Linked DNA regions of Mus musculus: region 2 is linked to region 1. The links are chromatin loops, found by intact Hi-C in ENCODE. Cell type or tissue: heart. All regions are shown on one strand. Region 1 overlaps Lhfp (lipoma HMGIC fusion partner). Region 2 overlaps Lhfp (lipoma HMGIC fusion partner).

Region 1 (8,000 bases):
TACAGTGCAGTGGGAGGGAGCATCTTTGTAGGTCCATGCCCAAGAATCCCCCTAAGCAATCAAGTCATGTGGCAGACCTAATATAAAGAAAATGTATTGATGGGGGAAGGGAAGGGTGCCTGGAGAGATAGATAGATAGATAGATAGATAGATAGATAGATAGATGATAGATAGATAGATAGATAGATAGATAGATAGATAGACAGACAGACAGACAGACTAAGAAGTAGTCTTTTTATATACCTGACTCCTGGCTCTACCTGCTGACAGAGATGCAAGCTGTTGCTAGGTAGCTGTTGGGGGGAGCCTAGCAGAATTGTTTGGAAGCCAACAGCACCCCCTTCCCCTTCAGTTAATCTTCTATCTCCTGAGACCACCACATGAACTCAAGAATAGAAGAACTCAGAAGTCACAGCTATGTCAAAGATTCCACAAAGTAGATTGACTGGTTTGTGCTTCACACTTGTGGAGGGTTGGGAGGGTAGAAGTGTTGCAAGAACATTATCTTGAGCTACCCATAGCTCCATCATTCACTGTGTTGACCTCTGTGTCTGACCTTGTGACAATCGAGTGAAACATTAGATTAACAGACCACTAGCTTCCACTAACCCAAAAGCTTAGAATGTGGTCAGATAGTATTTGAAGCCTGTGGCAGAGACTGTCCTATTCTGCTGTAACCAGCTTACCTATGTGCCCATCAAGTATTTGAAAAGTGCCTTGACTTATAACTTTCTCTTTTTTCCCCCTGTAATTAATAGTTTCATGAAAATATTGCCTGCTTGGCGTATGGTATCTGCATTAACCCAAGTCCTTGTTTCTAGGTCACGGTCTCTCATAGTCAGCTCCAGAATAAAGTCGCTTTTCTCCCCTTAGTAATGGAAGCTGCACTCCCACATTAATGGCCACTACAGCTGGAGCAGAATTACATACAGCAGGAGGGCACATGGGTACAGGAGGCAAGAATCTCCGAGGAGGGTTGTCTTAGTCAGGGTTTCTATTCCTGCACAAACACCATGACCAAAAAGCAAGTTGGGGAGGAAAGGGTTTATTCGGCTTACATTTCCATACTGCTGTTGATCACCAAAGGATGCAGGACTGGAACTCAAGCAGGTTAGAAAGCAGGAGCTGATGCAGAGGCCATGGAGGGATGTTCTTTACTGGCTTGCCTCCCCTGGCTTGCTCAGTCTGCTCTCTTATAGAACCAAGACTACCAGCCCAGAGATGGTCCCACCCACAAGGGGCCTTTCCCCCTTGATCACTAATTGAGAAAATGCCTTAGAGTTGGATCTCATGGAGGCATTTCCTCAACTGAAGCTCCTTTCTCTGTGATAACCCCAGCTGTGTCAAGTTGACACAAAACTAGCCAGTACAAGGGTCAAGTGGCCCTGCCCATCCCTCCTCCTATGAAGGACTCTTGGGATGACCCTGACTTGCTGGGGGTCTTTATCTGGAATCAGCTGCAACTCTGTTTAAGATGGCAATGCTGTGCGATGCTCATTCTACAACAGCAGGCCAGGTCTAACGTAAACTGAGCTTGTGGAAATCAGATAGTCCTTGCTTGAAAACCTAGCATTTGACATGCTCCAAACTTGCCGCCTTTAGCCACCCTGATGATGATCATATATACGACAAAGGTCATGAGGAGTGTCCCAATTCCACCCTGGGGTTGCCACCTGCTATGGATACTCAGCTGTACAACTGGAGCCCCAGATTGTACTAGCTCCTCCCTTGAGAGACAATGCAGGGCCCACAGTCAGGTCACCCATGTCTCTGGACTACCTGGCATCTGGTATGGTTTAGGCACCATTTGCTTTAGTTTGTGTCCCCTGTGGGTTACTGTTAATGAGAGTGACAGTGTGGGCATCAGGAATGGGTGGTGGAGCCTTGGCAACATAGGTTATTATGGGAAGCCTTTATGTTACTGGAGGCCCTAGAAGAAACAGAATGGCCTGGTCTCTTGTTCGAGTTTAAAATGTGATTATTCTGCATTGTTTACACTCTCTCCAAACCAGCAGGGTCATCCAGTCTTGATCTTTTTTCCTCCTCCTCCTCCCTTTTTTTCTTTTTTTGGTATAAAGTTAGCTGCTTTGGGTATTTGCTTTCCTAATGAAAACTTGACTGACGCACTGCTATAACCCCACCCCCACCCCATCTCTCTGTCCTTGCTGCGCCTTCTTGTGCTCCCCGTGGGAATGTGAGCTCCACAGTGTCCTTGCCCCTTTCTCTTTCCTCACAGGGTCACTGCTGGCCATCCAGCGTGTCTGGTCCTGAGTCGGGACTTTATAAGATGTCTGACTTCAAAGCACATTATCTTTCACTGAGACATTTTGACAGTTAGCATACTGATATGCAAATATAAAGTTTGGGTGGAGAAGAAGCAGGCATGTCTCACCTTATTCTCTTTTGTTGTACAAGGAACAAAGGTAAAAAGAAGCAAAGGATCAATGGAACAAGAAAAAAAAATCTATGTACTTAAATACCACAGGAAGACAGGTCGTTCTCTCTAAATCCCTCACACAGCATCACGGTCAGTTCCCTGCCCTGCTTTTCTTGCAAACGTGTTGAGACAAAGGATGGAAAGGATATGTGCACTGTTTATAGAATATTTTCAGGAGCAAATCTCAATAAGAAAATGAGCTATAGATGCATATACACATATATGCACTACAGATGCATATACACATATATGAGCTATAGATGCATATACACATATATCCTCAAATGAGGGCAAGGTTCATGCTTTCGAGTCTATGGAGAAAGAAATTGATAAGCAACATGACTGGGGGACAGCTGGGGGACAGGTCCATCACTAAAGTGCTGCCACACACACACACACACACACACCAGACTGAACTCCACCCCCCAGGACACAGGGAAAGCTGAGCATAGCATTTGTATTTATAACGCCAGGCTTGGGGTCAGAGAGCGGGAGTATAGACAGGCAGCTCACTGCAACTCACTGCCCAGCTCACACTGAATGTACAACACACACATATGCACACACATATGCACACACATATGCACACACATGCACACACACTCACATACATGCACATACATGCACGTGTGTGCACACACAACATGTAAATAAACATGGATACATGCAAAATGAAAAACTGACATAATGACCACTCCTTATCTGAAGTGGGGGTGTGTGTCAAATTCAGGGATGTGTGCCTGTTACCCAAGTATTGTACAAATTTAGCAACAGCTATACTCCACAGATCTTTTTTTAATTCTAAAAATTTCTGAATCAAAATTATTGATCTTCCCTTACATTCCACTGGCACGTGTGGCAGTGTAGGGGAGTAGCCACGGGCAGCTCCGTGGTCCAAGCACTCTGACATGCATCCTGTCTAAGGGACTCACAGCTAACTACATCCAACTGAGCTGACAGCTGACAAATTAAATCACCTGAGACAAAGAAGACATCTTAGCTTTATTCCTGTAATCTCATTGTGAAGTGACAGGTCAATTAGACCCGTGTGCAGGCTCTCCGTACCCAGGTAGGAGGGAACACGGTCTAATCCAGCCCCCTGGGAGAAGCCACCAAGTGTGCCTGGGCAGCACCTGGGGGTACACGTGGCCCATTTTCCTCACCAAATGCCTCTAGTCTGGCAAAATGAAGTCGATTTATACTCCACGTGGGAAACATTGCTTTCCAGAGAATGAAAGGCATTTTTTCCGAGCTGATATAGTTGAAAGACAAGGAACCCATGAGCCCCACACAGAATGACTATAGGGCTTTTATATGTAACTAAAATGGTCCCCAGGCAGTGGTGGCAAATGCTTCAGGCAAAACAGGAAGGCAGCAGGGATGAGGGTGGACGCTGTGACGGGATTAAGTCTGAACACAACAGAGCCTCCTTTAAATTCCAAACCTGCCCAGAACCAGAGCACCCTTCCTCTATTTCTGAGACCTTTGCCTTTTTCCTCTCATTTCTGCCACGAAGTGAGCATATCACAGAGCCACAGACTTCAGCACTAAAGGCATTCTTGAAAAGGAAGGCACAGGTCAAGTCTGACAATCTTATTTTGTAAAGAGTCAGACAGTAAAAAATTTTAGTTCAAAGGCAACCACTGATACCAAGTATGTCAGTGAGCATTGCTGCCTGCCCATAAAATGTAATTTACAGAAGTGTAGAGAGCAGATGTGGCCCATAGCTTGCTAGCCCTGTATCTAGGCCACTTTTTGTGTTTTAATCACGAGGATAGGTATCCAGGACACTGGTGACTTTCCCAGGTCTCTCAAAAGTGCTCTCCTCAGCATGTCACTACACTCGGCGGCTGGCTTTGTTTATGATATATAACATCCCGATTCCCACACTAAAGCAAGCTAGTGTCTCTGCTAATTGCAGAGAAACACTTAAACTTGACTATTCACCTACACAGTATATGCAACCGTGACTACGTGCTGTATCAGCTACTACTTCTTGCCTAGGACAAACCTTCTGAAGAGGCAATCTAAGGAAGGGTGGATTCCTTTGGGCTCCCGGTTTCTGGGGCTTTTAGTCCATTGGATGGAGAAGGTGTGGCTGAGCAGTTCTTTGTCATAGTGAGCCTAAGGCAAAGGCGCTCAAGGGGGACAGAACAGGAAGGCAAGAGAGTCAAACTAGAACTAGTGTATAGGGCTGTACCTTCAAAGGTTGCCTTCAGCAACCTACCCCATGCTAGCTAGCCAGAAGGTCACTTAACCTCTCAAAACAGCATGCCTTCTAAGAATGCGTGTCCCAACATATGAGCCTCTGTATGTGTGTGTATATGTGTGTGCACATGCACACACACGTGCATGTGTCAGAAGGAGCATTAAACAGAACCACAACATTGGACTTCATTAAAAAAGTATTTATTTTAATTTTTTGTGTGTGGGAGTACATATGTGCACCACATGCAATGCCAACAGAGGCCAGAAGGGGGCATTGGATCTCATAGAACTCCGAGCTGAGGACTGAACCTGGGCCCTGTGAAAGAACCTTAGGTGTTCTTATCCACTGACACTTCTTGTCAGCCCTTTAAAGAATGAATGCCTTCATTCTTTAAAGTAATTTCACATGCTCAAAGCAAATAAGTATAAGTTGGGGGTGGGGCTATAAATAAACCACCACCATCTTTCATCATCAAACTAGGTCATCTGGACATCGTGTCTGACCTTGGTATCTACGGATTTTTGAAACATAGATTTGATTTAACTGAAAATCAAGGTACTCCTTACCTGCAATGTGGTATCTGCAGTGAACATGTGTGTACACTGTTTCTGCCCTTATCCCCTCATAGCGTACTAGCAGGGTTATTACATTGGAGCAGGTATTGTAAGTCAACTGGAGAGGAAATTAAATGCACAGGAAACTGTAGGGAGGCTACATGAGGATGCTACACCAATTTCAATAAGGAATGTGAACATTCTCTGAGATTAGTGTCTGCAAGGGTCCTGGAATCATTGCCATTGAATGCTAAAGATGGCTGCATGTACTTCATGTCAATGTAAATTGCTTATTAGGCTTATTTACCAAGCAATTAGCTATGATGGGGGTTATAGGCAGGAGTGTGGGAGGGCTTAAAAAAGCCCCACTGGAGATGATAACACCTCCTTAGCTGAGGGAATGAAAATTCCTGGCAAAAAGCTCTTTCTGCAAAGACGGATTGACTAATCAGCGCTGCAGTGGTGTGGAACGGTGTGGAATGTGGCAGGACCAGAAGCTGGCTACCTTATCTTGGGCTAGCTTTAGCCCCTTGAGAAGCCGTTCCTTGCCTACCTCTGTGTTGGAACTAATATCCATAGATTCACCTTTCTAGAATCTATTAACTTAGCAGATAACTAACTTCCACCAACTCAAAAGCTACCAGTGATGTCAGATAGCACCTGAGGTCTATAGCAGGGCTTCCTCCATCTCGCTTTAGCCTCCTTTCTGATGTATCCATTGCTGTATTTTAAAATTGCCTTATAACAATTCTGTGGTATGCAGCTATTATTTTTTAAAAATAACTTTATGAAACTGCTTCCGTGTGGAAATATAGGAACCTGAGATGACCTCGCTGCGTATTTTCTAGGCCTTGGTCACTCAAATTTGGCTCTAGAATAAATTCTCACTCCCTTTGATGCGAAGAGTTGTGTTTGTTGAACTGACAGCTGCAGAGCTCGGTTCTTCGCAGCCAATAGATTTCTATCCTCTCCCTGAGGCCCTGTGCATGTAGGGAAGGGTTGCACACAGCTGGTTTGGAGGAATGACTCATCCTCTGGTAACAGTGTGATGAGCCTCTTCAGGGAGGCAATATGGACAGTCAAGACCCTAGACCTCCTGCTCTTTTTGTTCTACGTTATCTTCTTGTCATACATGACTGTCTCCTGGGCCAAATGCCCAGGTTTTCATGAATTTAGCTGTGCCAGGTTCCACATATCAGCACAGCTGGGTGTCTTGAGTGTCTGCATTGCCTCCTTGAGGCGGCTCATCTCACTGTTACCAGAGTGAGTCACTCCTCCAAACCAGCTGTGTGCAATCCTTCCCTACGTACACATGGCCTCAGGGAGGGGATAGAAATCTATTGGCAGGGAAGGACCGAGCTGGGGATCCTAGTTAGGAAGGGTACTCAGTGGGTCTAGGAAGTGGGTGACCAGGCAATGCTGTAGCTGTGGCTGCATAGAACAAAGCTACACCATTCATGAAACACCTCAGACTCCCCAGGTAACCTCTTTACAGTGCACTTATTTGTTTTTCTTTGGTGTCAGGTTGATCCAGAAGTAATTCCTCTGCACTTTACACTGAATAGAGGTTCTACCTCCCTCCATCCCAGCAAACCAGTAAGACCCCCATAATCACCAGAGGGAAGTTAAAGATGCCTGACCCACCCAACATTCTCTGGTACACATGCCAAGAACCCCAAACACCCGCTTAAAAATACAGTGAAGCTAGGATGTGTAGAATGACTCCCATGATGCTCTATGGGACACATTAGACACACCTGTTAACATACCTCCTTGTACCATTCTTACTAAATGCAGTTTCCCCTTTGTCATTGGCCAGCTGGGTATCTGCCATCACATGCGCTATGATCTTTGCCCCTTAACACTGAAGCAACCTAAAAGCCTTACTAGAGATATCTGTTTGTGTGTCATTGGTTGAGTGAACAGAGGTGGCCTTTGGGCTCACACCGTGAATGAACACAGAAGCTGATCTCCAGATGGGAATGGCTAAAATAACCAACAAGGCTTCCTTTAGTTTAGTTCATGTCTCAAAGACCATGAAGATCATCCTTTAGTTTTTGTCTGGGATGCTTTGATAAAGGCAGAGTCTTCCTGGAAAAACCTGCTCTTGGATTTCTGGGTGGACCCAAAGAAAGAATGTCTCCCAAAACCCCAAGTCTGTCTCCCAGTGCTGTTGCTTGGTGAGACCCACAGAAGTTTTGTCACAACCCTGTCTGAAGAGAGACAGCATTCAACTGTGATGGCGCCAAGTCTCCCACCCTGTCTGTGTCACATTTCCACCGAACACTGAGTGGCGTCTGCTCACTCTCCATAGGCAATGAACTATTGGGAACCCAGTGGCTCCAGGCAGGACTTTGATGCTGGCTATCTGCCCCGAGCTAAGAGATTTTCCCTCTACAGTCTCACCATGCTTGGAAGGCAAATCAAGGGAATATAATTAAACCAAATCCAGTTAAGCCCAATTTTGTGATCCTTTTTTTTAAACATTCATTTATTTATTATATGTAAGTACACTGTAGCTGTCTTCTGACACACAGAAGAGGGCATTGGATCTAATTATGGATGGTTATGAGCCACCATGTGGTTGCTGGGATTTGAACTCAGGACCTTTGGAAGAGCAGTCAGTGCTCTTAACCACTAAGCCATCTCTCCAGCCCAATCTTGTAATTATTTATGGTAAATTCCAACACTCATTGTAAAATCTGACAGATGGTGAATGGTTAGCCACTCTTTTTCGAAGACCTTATTTCCAAGATATAAATAAAAGCAAGCCTCAGACCGAATTCCACTGTACATACAC
Region 2 (8,000 bases), 150 kb after region 1:
TAATATTTTGCTCTGCACACTTGTTTTGGAAAATATTCTTATCTTTAGATTACCGTTCTGTTCTAAAGAGGGCCGGGCATGTCTGGAATCTGGCGGGAGAGAAGATAGGAATCCAGGCTCTCCCTGCCGGCTTCATACTATGGACTGTCCCCAGCCCATGCTGGGTGGGATGTCAGTCAGCGTCCTAGAGGTCTTGGCTACAGTCTGCCCTGTTCATTCCTCTCGTACTGGCCACCACCTATGCCAGGATCACCTATGTCAAGTCTCAATGCCAAATGATCCCAGCATTTGTGAGAACTCCCTCAACATCTGCTGATGGAGACTGCTCATCCCTCCCCCGCCCCCAGTTACCACTCTTGGGGAGTATCTAAAAGTGTTTAACAACAAATACTTTAATAGCCATTTGTTAAAAGAGTTGTTCGGGATGCAGATCAACTGATACAATATTTGCCTTGCAAGCATGAAAATACATGTTTAAATTCCAGAACCTACTTTGAAAAGCCAGGCATGGTGGTACACACCTTTAGTTCCAAAGCCAGGGAGGTAGAAACAGACAGGGTCTGATGATTTGCCGTCCTCCAGACTAGCTTCCTTAGCAAGCCCCAGGCCAGTATGAGACCCTGTGTCAAAAAGTAAACTCCTCGGGGGCAGCACCCAGAGTGGACCTCTAGCTTCCATATATACCTACACAGGCACACAGAGCTGTAGGCTGTCTAAAATCAACACTGTCCTTGGCCTTAGTCAGGTGTTCTGTTGCTATGACAAATACCTTAGGAAAATGGACATTTGGTTCATAGTTCTATGGCTGGCTTCACCGCTATGGGTCTGTGATGAAGCTGGAATTCTTATTAGAAAACGTGATGGAAGAGAAAGAGTCTGCCGAGCTCACGGTGGGCAGGAAGCAAATAGCCAGAGAGGAAGGAATCAGAACAAGGTACATCCATCAAAGGCACCTCAAGTGCTCTGTCCCCTCCAGCCAGGACCTTACCTCTAGTAGCCCATTCGGTGTGAACTCATTAGATTGTCACTGTGGAGCTAGTGCCCACATAATCAAGTGCTTCTCAATGATTGGGTCTGCTAACTGGAGACCATGCTTCCAACAGATGAACCTTTTGGGGGATGATTTACACATAAATCATAACTCGTTTCTTACAGCGTCCCACGGACTTTTGTTCTAAGCATCAGTTTTTATCAGTTATTGTCACTGATGCCCCATGTCTATACCTTCTGTTCTCATTCTAGCTTCTGGCTTGTATTTTAATCCTGTATCTTCCCATGATCTTCTTCTCTGAATTTCTTTCTCAATATAATGTCCTTGCGATACAAAGATAGAATATTTTGAGTGTGAGTGTGTGAGTGTAGGGCGGTGCATGTGTGCTTGCACATGCGTGGTATGCTCTCAAGTGTTTAGTAAAAGAAGTTAATGGGGAATAAGGAGAATTAAGTGCAAGTTGGGGAGGCTGAAGCAGGGGCAGGAAGCTTGGGAGTCTCTGGCCTATGATACACAATGAGCTAGCTCTAGGCGAGCCAGACTTCAGCTGTGACTCTGTGTATGCAAAAGAAAAGGGAAGAGAAAGGAAAAGCAGTGTAGACCACTTGTGTCTCCACGCTAATTATGATGAATGCTAGAAGCCAGATTCTCCAAGCAAAACTGCAAGGTGCATGGAGGGAGCACTTAGACCTAGGAGTATTCGGGAGCAGCCATCTGCTTTGCCATCTTATAAAGATAGTTTTAAAAATAAAGATGAAGCCCACCTTGAAGTCAGACCTTACAGCCAGATATCTGCAATCCAACAATTAACCTTGACTGTATCCATCTCATTAAAAACTGAGTGAACGGGTAAAAAGAAGTTGGAGACAGGTTTCAGAAGACTCTCATCCCGGTCCTGGCTCAGGTGGGGATAATTTAGAATATTCATATTGATGTACCAGTGTTCTTCCCTTCATATGTGAACTGAGTAGATGGTTTTGCAGCCCCTTTCAGACTCTGTCTAGCTTTTTGCAATCTTTTCTTAGTTCCCTGGCTAGGAACAAGCCAGAAGGGTGGAGAGGCAAAGCCACAAATGGCAGAGGTCTAACTACTAAAGCTATTTCTGAAAGCACAGAAAGAAGGTCCTAACCCTTCCCTGTACCTGCAGGTCAGAAGGCCAAGGCCTTGGAGTCCATTTTCTTGGACTCTAGTTCTACGCTGCTGAGCGGATGATACTCTCATATCCACGTGGCCCCCAGGGTACCGTGTGTGCATCTTCCCTGAAAAGCAAGTTACTATTCTCACTTAATTACAAAGGAAGACTGCAGTGATCTCAAGAAGAACATTAGGCTACGTGTAAAAATAAGATTTAGCAAAGAAATGTCAGCCCCACATCCTGCCTATAGGGCTCATCATTATTCAGTGAAGGTTAACTGGGTGCCCTGGGATGGGAAAGAAAGAAAAGGCACCTGCCACCCTCAAGAGCACTCAAAAAGCGGGGCCATGGCAGGGGCAGCAAACTGCAGAATTAAAATGTAAATGTATTTCTGAGCTTGCACGGGAAGGGAAAAGTATTTTCCCAAAGCTGAAGACAAGCCAAGGACATGTTGATTGATGTAAACTTTTTTTTTTTTTTTTAAATTCCAACCCTCCAAAATCTCGAGGAAAATAACAAGATCAGGAACCGCTCTTGTAGTGTAATGTCACACAGTAGAAACGAAGCTCAAAGAGCCGGCAGGAGCACTTGAGCTTTTGAGGCATTTACAGGAATAAGATCAAATCGATAAATAGCGACCTCCTAGAACCTGCATGCTCCTTCAGAACCGGCTGTGCCCTCGCTGCACATCTGGGCCTCCTTTGATCCTGATGAGACCAGAATCCCCTCTAAGTGGAGCGACTGCACCTCAGACAGCTCTGCCCACTTGACCTGGAGAAGAATCTCATTCTATTTCACACTCAGTGGTATTTCTGACGAGGTATGGTCTCCGTTGCTTCTGTTCCCTCAGCTATGCCAGCGTTGCCCTCAAGGAACGATGTGCCTACAAACTTCAGCAACTGCTTCAAGTTTGCTATTTTTCTTCTGAGGATTGAGGTTTTTTTCTTTTTCTTCTTCCAGGAATGAAAAGAAAAAGCCCAAAGTGTACAGAGCCATAAATCAGCAGCAGGAAACAAGGTCATGCATTTTACAGCTTATGATCCAAACACACGGGGTGCCAAATTGGCCTTTAGTCACTCAAACTGACATAAATGTGTCTCAGTTGACACTTCACCTTTACCATTTGCCCTTCTGGCAAGATAAAGGCTGTCCCTTTCTCCTTCCTGGGGATTTCTCGTCCGCTTAACAGCTCACTAAATGCTCCCCTTTGTTTGATAATCTTTTTAAGGCATTGTTTTAAATCATGTCTTTAGGGCCAGCCCACGAAGCAGCCCTGCATCTCTGCTGAGCTAGGTGATTAACTGGCTCACTGCATTAACACTGCCAGCATCTTCCCAGCCAGGGTGATGGGTGAGCAGTGATGACAGAGGAGAAGAAAGAGTGCCTTAGAAATAAAAAAGCAAAGTGTTATTCACCAAAGGGAAAACCAAGACAGGAAACAGTTTCCCAGGGGTGGGCAAAAAATAAAAACATAGCTTGCGCCCAAGCTTTTAGATGATTTCATTCCTCAAAAGTTATATAATTACAGTGTACCCACCATTACGTTCATGGTATGTAACTTAGTTTCGTCGATTAAATTACAACCAAGAAACTCTCTGTGTGTTTTGCGTCTTAGCAAATTCTAGAAGGATGAAGTCGAAGAGGGTTAATTAACTACAGGATCCAGTTGTCTAACCCTTCTGGAATCATGTCTCAGCTGGATTCCTGTAAGCTTCATATTTGTGTCTTTGTAGACAATTCCCTCCCCCGACATCAACAGAACAGCTACGCCACACTTCCAGCAGGCTCTAGGAAATGAATGCAGAATATTTGTGCCCTGGAAAACTTCATGCCCCTGGAATGAAGTAATTCACTTGCAGGCCTTCCCACCTTCCACCATGCCAGCCTTGAATACCACATAGTATATGGATTATCATTCAACTATAGTCAAGGACCCAAGTAGCCCAGTGTTGATTTTGCTGGCAGGGGTTATCAAATCCCTAGAGACCCCCTTCCTGCACACCAGATATTATCATAATTGATTTCTATTTTCTTATTTTCCAGATAAAAGATAATTCATGAGCTTACAGATTTCCCATAAATCCCACTGGGTGTTGAGAACTCTTAAAACAGGCAGTTCACAAGCTAAGCAACAAGGATGGAGAGGTGCTAATTAGCAGACAGGTGAATGAATCATGGAATCAACAGGGTCTAAACTTACCTAAGCTAAGACATTAACATGCCAGATGACCTTAGCCAAGGTACTTGACCTCCACAAGCCTCAATCCGCTGCACAGTAGAATTAGATAAAAGGAAAACCTTGATGAAAATTGGATGTTGAATTTAATTGACTGTGATGAGGCTGCCTAAGTAATTTACAATCCCAGAGACAATCGTCTCAACACAAAGCAAACATCCAAAGTGCCTGCACAGGAGGGAGCCATAACAATACTGCTGTCCAGCCCAACACACTGAGCCTCTTATACCAGCCTCGTATTACTTTAAACACCCCACAGAATGGCAACTTTTGTTTTTATATTGGAAATCAGACTACGCCTGGAGTTTTAGAAGACCAGGTTTTTAAAACTTCTCATCTCCCTATGTGATTCCCCAGACAATAGATTTTCTGGAAACGGATTTAAAGGAACCCTACCATGGTGCTAAAGGGAAGGGCTTGCCAACTGCTCCGGAAAGCTCCAAAGACAAATGCTGCGGACGGTAGGGGGGTAATGAGAATATTTACACTTCTAAATTATATCATTAGTTCCTGCCTACCCAGGTCTATTTAAAATGCAATTTGCTGATTGGAAAAGAAACAATGAAAAACAAAGAGAATAAGTGAAAATAACACTTGTTATATACTCATGCTCTAGGTAGGTTAGTGTGTCAGGGGGTCAGATGTAACTCATACTTCCCCCACCTCGGTTTTAAAAATAGTTACATTGTCTCCATGTTTTAGATCCCAAATCTAAGATAACCTCAAGTCCTCTGGACATCATCTTTGATTGGGATCATCTACTACCGAGTATCTACCGTCAGACGTTTCACCCTTACATTCCATTCCCCTCTGATACATGTTGTCTAGGGCACTTTCAGTTTGGGCTAATAGATGGTTCAGGGGTCCTTATTAAAGTGTTCTATTTTGATGTGAACCATCTAGCCAGGGAAAGTAAACTATGTGTTCACCATATCCACATTTGCAGCCTCCTCCATATTGACCTCCTGCATTGCCAAGTCTGTCTCATTCTCTCCAGCTCCAAATGCTGGAACAGTCTATTGGCTGGACTTCTAGACTCCGTGGCACCCTTCCTTTCTTCCTACGCATCTATTCCCTGCAGGCAATCTTCCTAAAGGGGGAAATCTACCAGCATCCATCCCGCCTTCAATGGCTTATCCAACATTCAGAGTGAAGTTTAAATGCTTTAGGGTCATACTGTTCAAAGCCCTCCATGTTTTTCTATCATTCAGTAAATCCTCATTGTATGTTTGTTGACTTCAAAAGAACTGAAATTTCCCAGTTAGTAGTGAAGATAGGTACTTAGCACTTTTCCAAGATACTGAAGTATTGAAATGTGGGTATTTTGGGCCTTATACAAGTTGTCTTCTGGTAAACAACACAAGACCCAAGATACCTCTTTGAAAAATAGTTTGCCAATATCTTTCAGCAATCTAGATGGTGAGCCAACACGTGTTCTGAATGTATTATAGAAGCATTTTAGTTGAAATGGCCCTTGTAGGAATATTTTTGAATGGTGAAAGAGTCTAATATAATATTTATATTTTCTATTTCATTGGCTTCATATTTTCTACCTTTTTTGACAGCTCACATTGGACCAACCCACGGGAAATCTCAGGACTGGCAGTACATGTCCCGGAACTTGTTATGTGTTCACATCCTCTTGTGACGGCCTCTCGGCTTTTTGATACTAACTAACTGGAGATAGGGAATTTTAAAATTCAGATATTCAGAAACTCCACCTGTGACTTAGGATTGAAGACAGGTGTGTCCTCAACTTGAAATCCATCCCATAGGCAGGCACCAACCCCTAACACTATTGAGGATGCTCTGTTAATGCTTGCAGACAGGAGCATGCTGTCCTCTGAGAGGCTCCACCCAGCAGCTGACTCAGATGCATGCAGACACCCACAGCCCAACAGTGGATGGAGCTTGGGGACATTACGGAAAAACAGGAGGAAGGATTACTGGTCCTGAAGGGGATAGGAACTCCTCAGGAAGACCAACAGAATCAACTAACCTGGACCCTTGCGGCTCTCAGAGACTGAACCACCAACCAAAGAACATACACAGGCTGAACCTAGGGCTCCCTGCACATATTTGGCTGATGTGCAGCTTGGTCTTCACGTGGGTTCCAAACAACTGGGCTGGGCTCTATCCCAGAAGCTATTGCCTGTACATGGGAGGTGTTCTTCTAACTGGGCTGCCTTGTCTGGCCTCAATGGGGAAAGGAAGTGCCTAGTCTCTCAGAGACTTGAAGTGCCGGGGTCAGCGGACACCCAGGGGGGCCCCACCCGCTCCCAGGAGAAGAGGAAGAGGAATGGAGGAAGGATTGTGGAAGGGGGTGACCAGGAGGGAGCCCCCTCCACAATTTTTTTACTTATTCATTTTATACCTGGGAGTAGGATATAAAATGAGTAAGTAAAAAAAAAAATTAATTAAAAAAAAAAGAAAGCTAGGTCGTGGTGGTGCACGCCTTTAATTTCAGCACTTGGGAAGCAGAGGCAGGCGGATTTCTGAGTTTGAGGCCAACCTGGTCTACAAAGTGAGTTCCAGGACAGCCAGGGTTATACAGAGAAACCCTGTCTCGAAAAAAAAAAAAAAAAACCCAAAAACCAAAAACCAAAAACAACAAAAAACAAAAAAAGGAGAAGAAGAAGAAGAAGAAGAAGAAGAAGAAGAAGAAGAAGAAGAAGAAGAAGAAGAAGAAGAGGAGGAGGAGGAGGAGGAGGAGGAGGAGGAGGAGGAGGAGGAGGAGGAGGAGGAGGAGGAGAAGGAGAAGAAGAAGAAGAAGAAGAAGAAGAAGAAGAAGAAGAAGAAGAAGAAGAAGAAGAAGAAGAAGAAGAAGAAGAAAACAGGTATGTCTGTAAAACTGTAAAGGTAAGTCACATCTTGTCTGATATCAGTGTGAAAATGAATCAATAAACCAGATATTAAGCAACGAGGCTGCTTGGAAAGACAGGGCCTAAATATAGGAGAAGCTTTAAACGACTTAAATAATCCCACGGAGCTCATTCATTATGCTCTCTTTATGCTGTCTACACTGGCCAAGTTTTGCGTAAATGAAAACTCTGTTTGCATACACTAAGAACAATGCAGAAGTAAGCATATTATAATGTCAGCAGTTAAGAGGAAGCTGGGTCTGGAGTTCAGACTGGCTTTCTATGCTGCTCCTGCACATTTTATTACAATGCATGCAGCTTTATTCATTTCACTGCCCATGATAGAGCTGAGCATGGTGGCTCTAAAAGATGCATAACTTTGAGTTCTACCCTGGTAACAGTCACTTATTTTCCAATATAACACAGGCAAAAGTGCTTCACTGTGTGTAATTATGCCATTGTCCTAACACCATTCCTATATACCTTAGGGCCAAGGGATAAGATAAATGATTAACCCCATAGGAACTCAAAAGTATAAGCTAGGTTTCTCCGTCAGAAGCTACCTACAAAGCCAGCTTCTTAGAGGTAGTTCCTTATCACTGAAAAGTAAAACAGCTACCCCAAGCCAAAATACTACTGATAACACTTCCATTCAAACACAAAGGCAGACAGCTCTCCCTTCTGTCAGTTTCAGAGACCCCAAAGTTCCATCCTGACTCAGGACTTCCTCATCCAGACTCAATTTCCTCTTCAGATGACAGTTGATGTGACTAGTCA

The links. Peaks named below come from ENCODE experiments on the same cell type or tissue, not always from the same donor. Only the 100,000 strongest peaks of a DNase experiment are listed, where the experiment ranks them.
Region 2: it touches region 1 in a loop (2.1-fold over the local background); 2 of 42 quality-filtered maps call a loop at or near these places.

What each region holds. Positions count from the first base shown.
Region 1 is chr3:53,244,211-53,252,210 of GRCm38, reverse strand. The region is part of intron 3 of Lhfp (lipoma HMGIC fusion partner); the gene reads right to left. Among named protein-coding and RNA genes, the nearest start is that of Gm40048, 150 kb to the left of the region's middle. In heart, a CTCF peak has its summit at 4,900 (motif pointing right); DNase peaks (open chromatin) are centred at 6,220 and 6,480.
Region 2 is chr3:53,097,789-53,105,788 of GRCm38, reverse strand. The region is part of intron 2 of Lhfp (lipoma HMGIC fusion partner); the gene reads right to left. C130075A20Rik (a long non-coding RNA gene) reads right to left here. Exons shown (of 2, transcript XR_003954475.1): 2 at 140-8,000. Among named protein-coding and RNA genes, the nearest start is that of C130075A20Rik, 9.8 kb to the right of the region's middle. In heart, no CTCF peak of the experiment used is centred here; no DNase peak of the experiment used is centred here; H3K4me3 peaks cover 310 bases; H3K27ac peaks cover 1,949 bases.